Linked DNA regions of Homo sapiens: region 2 is linked to region 1. The links are chromatin contacts, found by Hi-C or POLR2A ChIA-PET in ENCODE. All regions are on one chromosome and are shown on one strand. Each heading gives the region's core, a stretch centred on a gene start or an enhancer-like site at or near the end of the contact. The rest is flanking DNA. Distances are from core to core; before and after follow the strand shown.

Region 1 (6,603 bases), core at 1,502-4,001:
TAGATACTGTCCATGGGACCATTGGGAAATAAACACTTTTCCTCTGAATACTTGGGGTTTCCTGTCCAGCTTACACTGGTGACTTAGTGGGGCACACAGGGGAGTTCAGAGACTCAGTGAACCTGGCACAGTGGGCAAAACTACAAGATAGGTTGTCTATCCATGAAGGGAGACAGCGGGAGTAGGATGCCACGGAATTGGTGATACCATATGTCTCAAACGATCCCAGACTTACAACTGCATGTGAATCTACAACTATGTCATAATAAGTAAAAAGTTTCAAAAGAAAATCCCTAACAGAGATCATCCAGCCACTGGCATGGGCAGGTGCTATGTAAGTGCACGGAGAAGAAGTACTAGGGTGTTTCCCAGGGATCTAATGTTAGTGTCAACTCCTGGGCCCAGTCCTTTGCATTAATTTGGAGGAAGGGGATGAAGTAGTTAGCTGTCAGTATGTGGATGGTGCTGGGAAGTGTGAGAGTACCGTAGGTATGAACACTGCAGTTGCTATGAAAAAGGACAGTAAAGTGGTGTGAGCAAACACTCATCCAAAGGACACAGACTGATCATCTTGTCAGTTGACTCTTTGTAGCACATCTATGGGACTGGCTGTCAATCTCTGGATGAGTGGCAAACAATGGCTACTAGTTATGAACATGACATATTTTGAAAAGCTCCCTTGGAAAAAGCACAAACTGGGGACTCAGAGCCCAGATGGTGTGACTGTCCATGGAGGCAGAACCAAAAGATCCCACTATTCTAAGAGGATGGCAGCAGCTAGAGTGGATCGGGAGAATATTACCAGCAGTAGAGATGGGAGGACAAGCCATTTTAGTGTCAGAGTCCACCACCAGCAGTACAGACTTGCTTTGAAAGGAGAGTCAATTGGATACTAAATGCAGTGCGAAGGTTTCTAAAGACATTCCTCAATCAAAATCAGGGGATAAAGCAGTCGCTTGAATCACCTAGGCCTGTCCTTTACCTGGACACAAGTGGTACAGTAGGGAGCATTCTGAATAGTGTCACCCAAAGCTTTGCATAGGCCTTAGGCCAGCAGGTATTGCACACCTTTCTCTGCTATTCCTCGTTACTGATATTCTGATCCCCACTGTGCACCCCAGTAAGCCACCAAGGTAAACTGCTTGCCTTGATAGTCTCTTTCAGCACTCTGCACTCTACACACTCTTGAATGTCAGTTAGGTGCTGTTATGTGGGAATCTACCTGCTTACCTAATAGATATAGCCTGGACACAAAGTTCTCTGGTTTATGACACTCCCATTGTACAGCTGCCTCCATAGCTCCTTGAAATTCTGGATCAGGGATTGGACATCTGACAGGTAGTTTTGACTGCTTGGTATCACAGAGTTCAATCCAACAAAAGGAAGACATGTTCCCTTGTGTATAATGAATCTGCAGATCACTTATTCAAACTATAGTAGTCTGAACTCAGATGCTGGATGTCAGGTCCCCTCAGGATTGTCTTCCTGCGTCTTGACTGCAGCCACTCCTACACAGGGTGATTTCCTGGGCTGGAGCCAGTTTGCAGGACTATGAGACTATATAGACTACAAAGCCTAGCTAGGCCCCAGGTCGGCGGCAGAGTAAGCCCCACAGCAATGCGTTAAGCCTTCATGAAATGAGTGTTGAATGAATGAGGTAGTGATTCAGTGTATATTTGATCCACTGCAATAGGTGGGAAGGGGGCAGAGGCAGCTACTTCCTAAAATAACCCTTCTTCAGACTCTTAAAGAACTGATCCTTGTTTTGAATTAAAATCTATCTTCATTTAACTTCCAGTCCTTTGCCCTACAGATAATTCGTAGCGCCACATCAGTTCTACCCATTCTTTCACATGAAGACAGATGTCATGTTCTGAGTCATCTTTCTTCGCCTCCTTCCAGCAGCCCTTATCTGGTGGCTCACATTTGAGCGAGCTCCAATATGTCTCTGTAGAATCTCTCTCTTCTTTTTTCTTTTCTTTTTTTTTTTTTTTGAGATGGAGTTTCGCTCTTGTTGCCCAGGCTGGAGTGCAATGGCGCGATCTCGGCTCACCGCAACCTCCCCTCCCGGGTTCAAGCGATTCTCCTGCCTCAGCCTCCCTAGTAGTTGGGATTACAGGCATGCACCACCACGCCCGGCTAATTTTGTATTTTTAGTAGAGACAGGGTTTCTCCATGCTTGTCAGGCTGGTTTTGAACTTGCGACCTCAGGTGATCCGCCCGCCTTGGTCTCCCCAGGTGCTGGGATTACAGGCGTGAGCCGGCCCGGCCTGTAAAATCTCTTCAAAGTGTGGTACATGGAGTGCAGTACTCCACCTGTGGCCTGACTGATATGCAGTACAATATTATCACTAAATTGCTACAGACAGTGTGCTTTTCATTGTTGTCACAGAAATGTATTTGGTTAGTTATATTTGTTCATATCTCATCTGACTTTCCAGTCTTCCCTCACTTTGTACAGTCATATTTGCCGAGTCAAGTAAAAGTTATAACATTTAGGACACAATGCCCGACTTACTATAATTACCATTATTATCTTAGGATCATTACAAAACAGAATTACCACTTAGCTCTCAGGCCCTACCTCCTTCAGCCTCAGAAACGTTAACGCTACCTTGCATTGCTGCTTTTAGCACCGCCCCTAATAAGCCCCGCCCCTGGGGCCTCCGCGGCGGGAGCCTAGCGTCCGCCCCACCCACCCCGAGCCCGAGGCGGGGCTGTGGATGTAGACGCTGATTGGCTGACTGGGGCGCAGCTTGATGGCGTCGGGCTGGAGAGCCGCAGTCCCGGCTGCAGCACCTGGGAGAAGGCAGACCGTGTGAGGGGGCCTGTGGCCCCAGCGTGCTGTGGCCTCGGGGAGTGGGAAGTGGAGGCAGGAGCCTTCCTTACACTTCGCCATGAGTTTCCTCATCGACTCCAGCATCATGATTACCTCCCAGGTGAGTCACCGCCTCCCGCCCCGACACCCGTCCGCCTCCCTTTACCGAATCGCCCTCTCCGGTCCTCCGCGGTGCGGGCTGGTCCGGGGTCTCGCTCCTCTCTTACGCGTCCTGCGCTAGTCACTCTGGCACCCAGAGAGGGTGTGCGATTTGCTGCGGCCGGTTCCCTCAGCCCCGGCTGTCAGGAGACTGGCCTGCGGCCGTCCGCGTCCCCACCCGGCATCCATCCCCGGAATTTCGGTCCACTTTTGGAAGCGGTCCGCCGACCTCCAGGCTAAGAGCCGGCGCCGCCAGCTAAGGCGGCGGTTCTAGGAGCTCCTCGAAGCTTCCGGGCTGCGCCAACTGATCCTGGACTGGGGAAGCCTGTGTGGTTCTGGGCGCGCGGTGTGCGACGCGCCAATACTGGATACTGAGGACACGTCAGTGCAGGCTTTGCTGTTAGATGTCAAATCCTGAATCCGGGTGTGGAGAAATTTGCTGCTTCAAAGTATCAGTATAAGGTAATACCTGTGCTTGAAAGTATAAGGTTTCGTTTTTGCACTGACACCTCGTCCTTTATCCTCTGCTTAGTTACCCACCTTTTCCGGATGTTTTTCTGACCCTCATTTCTTCTCCATTGGCCACCTTCATTTGTTTGTACAGTCAACAAACATTTATCGACCATTATATAAAGCTCTGAGCGTAAAAACATGTAAGACACTGTCTCTGCTCAATAGAAGTTTCGTCTAGTTAGCCTCTTGCTTTTACCATGTAATCTATTGTTAATTATTGTTTCTTCCTAGCATTCATCATAGCACTGGCATCATTTATGTCTGTGTTTCTGATTTTGTTTTTTGAGATCCTGCCTTGTTCATAGCTGTATCCCCACTTCCAAGTGCAGGCATTCAATAAATAATTGTTGGCCAATATTTGTGAAGCTCAGACTGCCTGTTGACCTTCTTCCCCCCATCTTTCCAATAAAGATTTTGTGTGTGTGTGGTTGTTTTTACTTGTTCTTTCTCTCAAACGGCAAATAACAGAAGCAGTTACCTTTGGGGGCTTAAAGTGAACTAAATTTGTGTTCTTTGATTCCGTTTTTGTATTGCTTCATCCTAATACTCGTCTCCGTAGAGCGGAGCATTGTCCTTTTCTCTTCAAAAACTTGTTTACAATATTTAAGAAAATAAGAAAGAAGGAAAAGCCATCCATAATCCTACCACTCTAATGCAATAGTTTTTTCATTTTTAAAATTTACCACCTTTTCTATAGTTTTCATAAGTATTGTTTTTATTGGCTGCATAATATTCAAATGTATTAATGTAAAAAAACCTAGACATGTAACTCTTCTGCTTAAAACCTTTCTAAGACTACCCAGTGCCCTTGGTGACAACTCAGGGTTATTTTTAGCCTTAGTACCAATTTAAGAAAAATAACAATATTTAATTAGCTTTTCTTTTCATTTAGAATAAAGATAAGAATGTCAGTAGAAAATTGGCTTTGCATTGCAGCCTCTACGATTTTTAGCATGGATATAATTGATACGTTGAACCGAGGAAGTGGCTTTCTAATTTTGTATGCCTTATAATCATAGACTTTCACTTCACACATGCATCCACATGCAGTAATTAATTGTTAAACCTGGTTTTTACAAATGTGGAAGAAAGACCCAAAGATTCCTTTGCATGGAATGTTCTCTGTTCAGATATTTATGTGGCTACTTTATCATCCTTTCGGTATTAATAAAAATGTCGCTTTAGGAAGGTCTTACCTGACACCCTGCCCACAACCAAAGTAGCTTTCCATTTCGGCTGCCTTCTTCCTCATTTCCATGTTTTATTTTCTTCTTGGCATTTATTACTATGGTTCATTTGTATATTCATGTGTTTGTTATCTGTCCATGAGGTCCAAGATACTGTCTGTCTTGTTCTCTCCTGTATTCACCAGCATCTAGATCAGTTGCGGGCACATAGTAGAGTTGTAGTGAATATTTGTTTAATAAAAAGCACCTCTCTAGAGAGGTGTGGTTACCTTGGAAACACCACCATTGCCCCCTGCGCCCCTCCCTGCTCATTTTTTCTGTTTTGTATTAACTGAAAGGTTTATTTGAAATGAAATCTGAAATCAGAGGTCACGTATTCAATCTTGCTCACCACGGCACAGGATGAAGTTCAAACTCCTTTACATGGCTTTTCAGGTCCCTTATTGATGGGACCCTGGCTCTTCTCTCTTCAGCTGTGGCTCCAATTTATTCTTTAGACTTCCTGAACTTCTTTTAGTTCCCTAACCTGGCGATGCTATGGTGCCTCCAGATTTCCACACAGTGTGTTTTCTCTTTCTGGGCCTTTTCCTCATATCCCTCCCCTTCTTTAAGCCTTCAGATCTCAAGTTGAACATCCAAGAAGCTTCCCCTAGACTGGACTAGATGTCCCTATACCTACTGCCATAGTACCCTTCACCTACTTCCCCTGTAACAACACTACCACATTGTTTGGTAATTACTTGTTTATCTCCTCCATAGATTATAAACTCCTTGAGAGTAGCATTCATGCTCTCATTTGCCATTCTATCCCTTGGACCTGGCACATATTAGGCACTAATAAATATTTGTTAAATGATTAAAAGGGTGAATAAATGATCCAAGAAAGGTGTCTTTTATAGTTAATTCTTTAATAACTGTCCTGCTGATGGCCATCTTTTTTTTTTAACAGTAGCTAATTTTCAACCCAGAAGTCACTTTTTTAAAAGCAACTGTTAACTAACTCATGTTTTGAGCCCTCTATACCGTCATAAGACTTATCAGTTCCAGAGTACACTCTTAAGTCCTAAGGTCAAGACTCTGTACAATTCTGAAAGTATCAAGTCTCATTTTTAATAAGAAGCTATACGCCTTCCATTTTATTTGCAAAGCTATTTGAAATTGCATTTTGCTTCTGCTTTCTTTTTGGATCCTCTATAATCTTGCCAGAATTTGTGTTTACTTGGATGTAAATGAATTCTCCAGCTACTTGTGTGTGTGTGTGTGTGTGTAGTTTAAGTCTTTTTTTTTTTTTCAACTTTTATTTTATTTTAGATTTGGTACTTGTGCCGGGTATATTGTGGGAGCTCAGGTTTGGGGTACAAATGATCCGGTCACCCAGGTACTGAGCATAGTACTCAATAATTAGTTTTTCAACCCTTCCCCCTTCTCCCCTCCCCTGCCCCCAAGTAGTCTCCAGTTTCTGTTTTTGCCATCTTTATGTTGGTGAGTACCCAATATTTAGCTCCCACTTAGAAGTGAGAACATGTGGTATTTGGTTTTCTGTTCTTGCATTAATTTGCTTAGGATGATGGCCTCTAGCTGCATCTATGTTGCTGCAAAGGACATAATTTTGTTCTGAAAGTCTTTTTAAGCTTTTCTTTTTCAATGTGAAAGGAGGCCACAATGAAATATTAAAGGTATATATCTGTTTCTCTTTTCTTCCATTCCCCTCCCCACCATATAAACTTAAAATTTTTGCTTGTTTTCTCTTCCATTTCATAGCAATCTTGGTGATTTTTTTTTTAATCATCCATTTCCACTATACATACCACCCTCAGTCCTAACTGCCCAACTTCTCTGTCTTCAGTCGTGGCTTCATAAGTCATATAAATATGGTCTCTAAACTCTGAATTTACATCTGTCTCCACCGGTAAATATTTATAATAG
Region 2 (6,603 bases), core at 2,888-5,387, 240 kb after region 1:
CTCTTTCCTAGACCTTCACATTTCAGTGCACAATTTGTGCACCTCTTTCATTAAATTTATTTCTTAAGTATTTTTTTGGATACTAGTTTAGTGGTCGCTTATTTCAGTTTTAGATTGTTCATTGCTAGTGTTATACAAAAACAACCAACTTTGGTGTTGTGATTTTGTATCCCACAACTTTACTAAATTCATTTATTAATTCTAGTAGTTTTTTTGCAGATTCTTTGAGATTTTTTATAATAGGATTATGTCATCCATGAATAGAGAGAGTTTTACTTCTGTCTTTTCAATCTAGATGCCTTTACTTTTTTTTTTTCCTGCCCCATTACCCTGGCTAGAACCTCCAGTAAAAGGTTGAATAGAAGTACAAAAGCAGACATCTTTGTTTTGTTTCTGATCTTAGGAGAAAAGCTTTTAGTCTTTCACCATTAAGTATGATGTTAGCTGTGGGTTTTTCCTAGATGGCTTTTGTCAGGCTGAAGAAGCTTCCATTTCTTCCTAATCACCACTCACTTTAAGCTTCAGACACTCTTAGTTTCTTGCTATTTTAAAACACACTAGGTCCTTTTATACCTGTGCCTTTACGTTCGTTTTCCTGATTGCAAATGAAGACTACCTTCCCCCAGGACAGAGGCTCTGTATTTTGTATTCTTAGCAGTTTGCATGGTGTCTGGCACATAAAGATGCTCGGTAAATAGCAAAATGATCTACTGGTTCTCCTGCTTTCTTTCCATCCACTCTCAAGGGTAACCAAGCAGTTATCCATGGCCACACCCACCCTAACCTCTAATCTTAAATATGCTAATGAACATTCAGTCTAGGCAAATGCCTTTACTTTTCACTCAGGTTGGATGCCAGTGAGATCCAGGTGGACGAAACCATCTTCCTGCTGGAGTCTTACATTGAGTGCACCATGAAGAGACAGTGATCCAGAAGAAGCATCTTCCTCAGAAGATCTGGGGGGATGGAAAGCAAAATAAAGGAGGTGCCTGGATGCATTATTTGCAGTGGGATAAGTCGCAGAGTCTTCAACTAAACCCCCCTCTCTATCCCCTGCAGCCCAGGATACACCTGAAAGAATTTGGCATATTTAGATCCATTGCTGTAGTCTCCCCTCATCAAATCTTGGCAGTGGGAAGAACCTTAAATCAACAAGGTTAATCATCTATCAGATGCATCTGTTCCCATAAAGAAGTTACCCACACCTATGGTTACCTATATCCCTGGCAATAGGAAACTTCCTAAGAAGTTAATTTTATTTTCAGATGTCTATGCCTGTTCTTTATTTTGTTGAGATAGGTGATAGATAGATAGATAGATAGATAATTTGTTGTTGTTGAGACAGGATCTCACTCTGTCACTCAGGCTGGGGTGTAATAGCGCAATCACAGCTCCCTACAGCCTTGACCTCCTGAGCTCAAGCAGTCCTTCCACCTCAGCCTCTGGAGTAGCTGGGACTACAGGCATGCACCACACATACCCAGCTATTTTTTATTTATTTATTTATTTTTTTGTAGAGACAGGGCCTCCCTGTGTTGCCCAGGCTGATGAACTGTAATTTTTAACACACACAGTGTAGGGAATGTGAAAGACTATCACAGAGTAGAAGAAAAAATTATTTTCAGGGTTAGCAGGTGGATTGTCCCAAGCAGTCACACTAGAATCTGTGGACTGAAGCCACATTTGCCAGCTCCAGGCTTCTAACACATCTGAAACTGTGTATGTAGAACAGCTAGCTCAATGCCTGGCATATGGTAAGCACACAGTAAATTAGCGCCTTCCTCTTCTCCATGGTTCCTTAAAACTGGCAACGCTAAATTCTCTCTCTCAGTATCACGGATATAATTTGTCCCAGCAGCTTTAATTCATTTAAAGCAGTTAGATGTTTTATAATATCTTCAGTTTTCTCTCACCAATGTGTTTTCTAATTGTTTAAACACTTGAGTGTCAAACAATTGCCAGCCACCATACTAAACACAACATACAAGGATAGATAAATAAGACACCATCTCTGCCCTCAAGCCAGTCACCATCATTTACTAAGCACCTGTTTTGTGCTAAGTACTGGGGTAAGCCTTGGGGATATAAAGATTAATAAATTTTGAGCATACAGTCTAGTAGGAGGAGACAAATAAGTACATAAGTACCAGGAAGTATTAGGGGTGCTACAGTAGAAGAGTAAACACTATGTACAGAGAGGCCAGAAAGGGAAAAGGGTCAGGCAGGGAAGGGAACACAGAGAGTGACAATGTATAGTTTGAAAGATGAGGATGCTTTATTTGCAAACTATCTTAACAAGGGATTCGTAACCAGAATATATAAGGAGCTCAAACAATAGCAAAAAGAACAATCCAACTTAAAAATGGCCAAAAGATCTTAATAGGTAGTTTTCGAAAGAAGATACACAAATGGCCGACAGATACATCAAAAAATGTTCAACATCACTAATCAGAGAAATGGAAATCAAAATCAATGAGATAACATCTCACCCCAATTCATTACTTTTATCAAGAAGAAAGAATGAATGCTAGTGAGGATGTGGAAAAAGGAGAGCCCTGCCTGGTACACTGTTGGGAATGTAAATTGGTACAGCCACTGTGGAAGACTACAGAGGTTCCTCAAAAAACTAAAAACAGAACTATGCTCCAGCAGTTCCACTACTGGGTATATATATATCTCCAAAAGGAAAGAAATCAATGTATCAAAAAGATACCTGCACTCCCATGTTTATTGCAGCAGTATTCACGATAGCCAAAACATGGAATCAACCTAAGTGCCCATCAATAGATGAAAGGCTAAAGAAAATGTATTATTCAGCCATAAGAATGAATGAAATCCTGTCATTGGCAGCAACATGGATGGAATTGGAGGTCATTATGTTAAGTAAAATAAACCAAGCACAGAAACAAATATTGCATGTTCTGTCTCACATAGGAGCTAAAAAAGTGGATCTCAAGAAAATAAAGAATAGATTGGTAGTTACCAGAGGCTAGGAAGGATGGGGAGGATGAAGAGAGGTTGATTAGTGGGCACAGATAATACAGTTTGAAGAAGTAAGACTGGTGTTGGATAGATCAGGGTGGCATAGTTATTAATTTACTGTACATTTCAAAACAGCTAGAAGATAATTTTGATGGTGCCTAAATCCTGTAATCCCAACACACTGGGAGGATCAGTTGAAGCCAGGAGTTCAAGAACAGCCTGGGCAACAGTGAGATTTCATCGTTACAAAAAAATTTAAAAATTAGCCAGGTGTGGGTAGTGCACATCTGTAATCACAGCTACTCAGGAGGCTGAGACGGGAGAAGCGCTTGAACCAGGGAGGTGGAGGTTGCAGTGAGCTGAGATGGCGCCACTGCACTCCAGCCTGGGTGACAGAGCGAGACTCCGTCTCAAAAAAAAAAAAAGGCCGCGCGTGGTGGTGGGCGCCCTGTAATCCCAGCTACTACTTCGGAAGCTAAAGCACGAGAATCGCTTCAACCTGGGAGATGGAGGTTGCAGTGAGCTGGGATCACACCAGTGCACTCCTGTCTGGGCTGTAGAGTGAGACTCTCAAAACAAAACATCACTCTGGCAGCACTGTAGAGAATGAACTGGTAGGGGCAAGACTATTTGGAGACTTGCAATAATATTTCAGGCAAAATACGAGGAAGGCTTAAACTAGGGCAATGAATGAAGGCTGGAGAGAACATGGGTTTGAGGAAGTTTAAGGAGATAGCATCTGCATACTTGGTTGCCATTTGAGTGAAGTGAAAGGAGAAGTGGTATCGAAAATGTTATTTGGTGTGTTTCGCTTGGAGATAATTAATTCGAAGTGATGCCTGCTGTAACAGGTGTGCATAGTGCTGTAGAGGATGCTTACAGTTCAGCTTAGGGCTGGTTGGAAGTAACATGTGGGTCCTGAAGTCATTCGGTCTGGGGGTCATTGTCCTAAACAGAGAAGATAGGAAGGAATAGGAGCTGAGCATTTAGAGGTATTCTTCTTTGTGGTTTAATATTATACCCATGGGTCATCCTCAAAAGATGTGCCCTTATTTCCCCGGGGACTTTCGGAAACCCCGCTACGACCCCGCGGAACGTTCCGAGGGGAAGCTTCTCTAGGCCACCAGAGGGCGCCAGGCGGGCCGCAGCGACTCCAGAGTCGCGTTATGGCCGAGGTGCGGGTGCAGCTGCTCCTGTCCCGGCGTCCGGAGTCGGTGAGCTTCGCACGGAGTGTGTGTGGCCTCCTGGGAGCCGGACCAGGGCTCGGGACGTGGCCCATTCACTGCAGCTTGAAGCGAGGACGGCTTGTCCTCTCGAGCAGGCCCTTCCCAGGCGCCTCCGCTAGGCTTCCGCTCCAGGTCGGCAGAAGGGGGCCCCAGAGCGGGGGCAGTGAAGGGCCAAAGATGGGGACTGAAATCGGGTGGGAACTGGCGGCGAGGACCCCGCCCCCAACGCGCGGTGTAGCCCCATTTTTGGAAGTCACGCCCACCCAGTGCCGCCCTTCTGAAGCCTTAACCCAGCTGGCTTCCTTCTGCCAGCGACCCCCTTTCTGCCCTTTTGCGGCCCTGGAGGAGCGGCCCAGGGTCCCTGGGGCTGAGCTGCCCACAGATCGAGGTGTGGACCTGGGTGTGGCCGTCATTCTGCAGTCCAGCGACAAGACTGTCTTGCTAACCCGAAGGGCACGCACCCTGAGCGTTTCCCCCAACCTCTGGGTACCCCCGGGTGAGTATTCTGGGGACAAGGCCCCAAGTACAGAGAAGAAATTTGCCCTTTCCCCGCAACAATGTTTTTCCCAGTCTCAGAAGGATAAAGTGGGCCCCAAAATGTGGCATGTTCATAGTCACAAGGGACTGCAACTCCCTCTGTGTCCACTGGAGGGGAGAGGAGTGTCAACAGTGAGTGGGGGCTCCCTGGCCAAGACCACCACCATTCACCTACTGGCCCCACTGTTGTTGCAGGTGGGCACGTGGAACTTGAGGAGGAGGTAACCAGTCAGCTGATCCAACCTGAGCCAAGAGACCCATGCCTGGGACCATCTTGGGTGTGGGCTGAGGGAGAGGCAAGCAAAAGGACTTGGAAGAGTCAGGCACTGGCCCCTCTGATGTGTCTTCTCTGACTCCCAGCTGCTGGACGGAGGGCTTCGAGAACTTTGGGAGGAGAGTGGACTACACCTGCCCCAGGGCCAGTTCTCTTGGGTCCCTCTGGGTTTATGGGAGGTGAGACAAGTAGCTGGGAGAAGCTCCTCCATAGATCAGCCCCTACCTGCCTTGGCTACAAGGGAAACAATAGCACATAAGTGGGCTGGAATCCCCAAATCCATAACCCTCACCCATGTCCCTGCTGTGTCATCTGTACCATCCACGCCCTCAGCTTTTGGCCACCATTTTGTTTCACCCTAAAGCTGTATTAACAAAGTCTCAAAAAGTGACACAAAGGGCCGGGTGCGGTGGCTCACGCCTGTAATCCCAACACTTTGGGAGGCTGAGGTGGGCGGATCACCTGAGGTCAGAAGTTTGAGACCAGCCTGGACAACATGGCGAAACCCCGTCTCTACTAAAAATACAAAAATTTTAGCTGGGCGTGGCGGCAGGCGCCTGTAATCCCAGCTACTCTGGAGGCTGAGGCTGGAGAATTGCTTGAACCCAGGAGGCAGAGGTTGCAGTGAGCCAAGATCACGCCATTGCATGCCAGCCTGGGCGACAAGAGCGAAACTCCATCTTAAAAAAAAAAAAAAAGTGACGGAAAGTTCTCACTTTTGCTGTTTTCTTTTCCTAGTCTGCCTACCCTCCTAGGCTGAGCTGGGGTTTACCCAAATACCATCACATTGTTCTGTATCTACTCGTGATCTCCCAGGAATCACAGCAGCAGTTGCAGGTAGGGCTGGCAGTGAGGGAAGGAAACAGGGCTCAGGGGAGCCCAAGCAACCTGGTTCTGACTGTGATTAGGAGCTGGGCGGGGGTGGCGGGGGTAGTCAGAGATAACGAAGAATATGCAATGCCCTTTCCCCTTGCTCCTGCCTTTCTCCATGAAACCTGCGGGTAGGTTTTGATCACGAACAGGCAGCCCAGGGAGAGGCAATGACTGAGGGGTCACCATGTCTGACCCCAGGCCCGGATCCAACCAAACCCAAATGAGGTGAGCGCCCTTATGTGGCTGACACCAGATGTAGCTGCTGCAGTGGCTGCCGCAGAGGATGGGACAGAGACACCCGGACTTCTCCCCCAGGACCTACCACCCTCTGTCCTGTAAGTAAGAGCTTCTCCCTCAGCCTCTAATACACCAACATATTCATGTTGAGAAGTTCAGCGTCTATCCTGTCCTCAGGATGGAATTTTGTGTTGTGGGGGAGATTTAAGGAGAGTGGGTCAGCTGATAATTAAGAAGGTACATGAAATCTAAGACACTGACCATCAAACCCCAAAGATTCTTGCTCTAACTGGCTAGCATTGAAGGTCTAAGTGTCAGTTCTAACACAGGGGCAAGTCATTTAACCCTCCTTGAACCTGTTTCCTTTCTGCAAATGAGGTCAACACCCACCCACCTCCTGTGGTAGTTGGGAGGATTCGGGGACCTAACATATATGTAAGTTCTTTGTAAGCTACAAGGCACAGCCCCAACAGG

Evidence for each region. A loop is a pair of places that touch in the nucleus more often than their neighbours do. ChIA-PET counts read pairs that join two places held with the same protein, here RNA polymerase II (POLR2A). Pooled maps may share reads with other maps.
Region 2: a loop to region 1 is called in a pooled map, with 4 times the contacts of the local background. The contact joins the promoter of NUDT17 here to the promoter of GPR89A in region 1. A Hi-C loop is called at or near these places in 5 of 50 pooled maps. POLR2A ChIA-PET finds 5 or more read pairs at or near these places in 3 of 52 experiments (Panc1, activated CD4-positive, alpha-beta T cell and activated T-cell).

What each region holds. Positions count from the first base shown.
Region 1 is chr1:145,605,237-145,611,839 of GRCh38, forward strand. GPR89A (G protein-coupled receptor 89A) reads left to right here and starts at 2,752. Exons shown (of 14, transcript NM_001097612.2): 1 at 2,752-2,939. The coding sequence starts at 2,898. It also overlaps the pseudogene NBPF25P. RefSeq lists silencers at 2,550-2,679, 3,020-3,069.
Region 2 is chr1:145,841,493-145,848,095 of GRCh38, forward strand. It overlaps NUDT17 (nudix hydrolase 17), which reads left to right and starts at 4,138. Exons shown (of 8, transcript NM_001012758.3): 1 at 4,138-4,340; 2 at 4,521-4,704; 3 at 4,941-4,966; 4 at 5,106-5,198; 5 at 5,758-5,856; 6 at 6,091-6,227. The coding sequence starts at 4,149. It overlaps POLR3C (RNA polymerase III subunit C), which reads left to right. Exons shown (of 15, transcript NM_006468.8): 15 at 847-2,910. The coding sequence ends at 928. RefSeq lists enhancers at 3,212-3,341, 4,122-4,491, 4,542-4,801.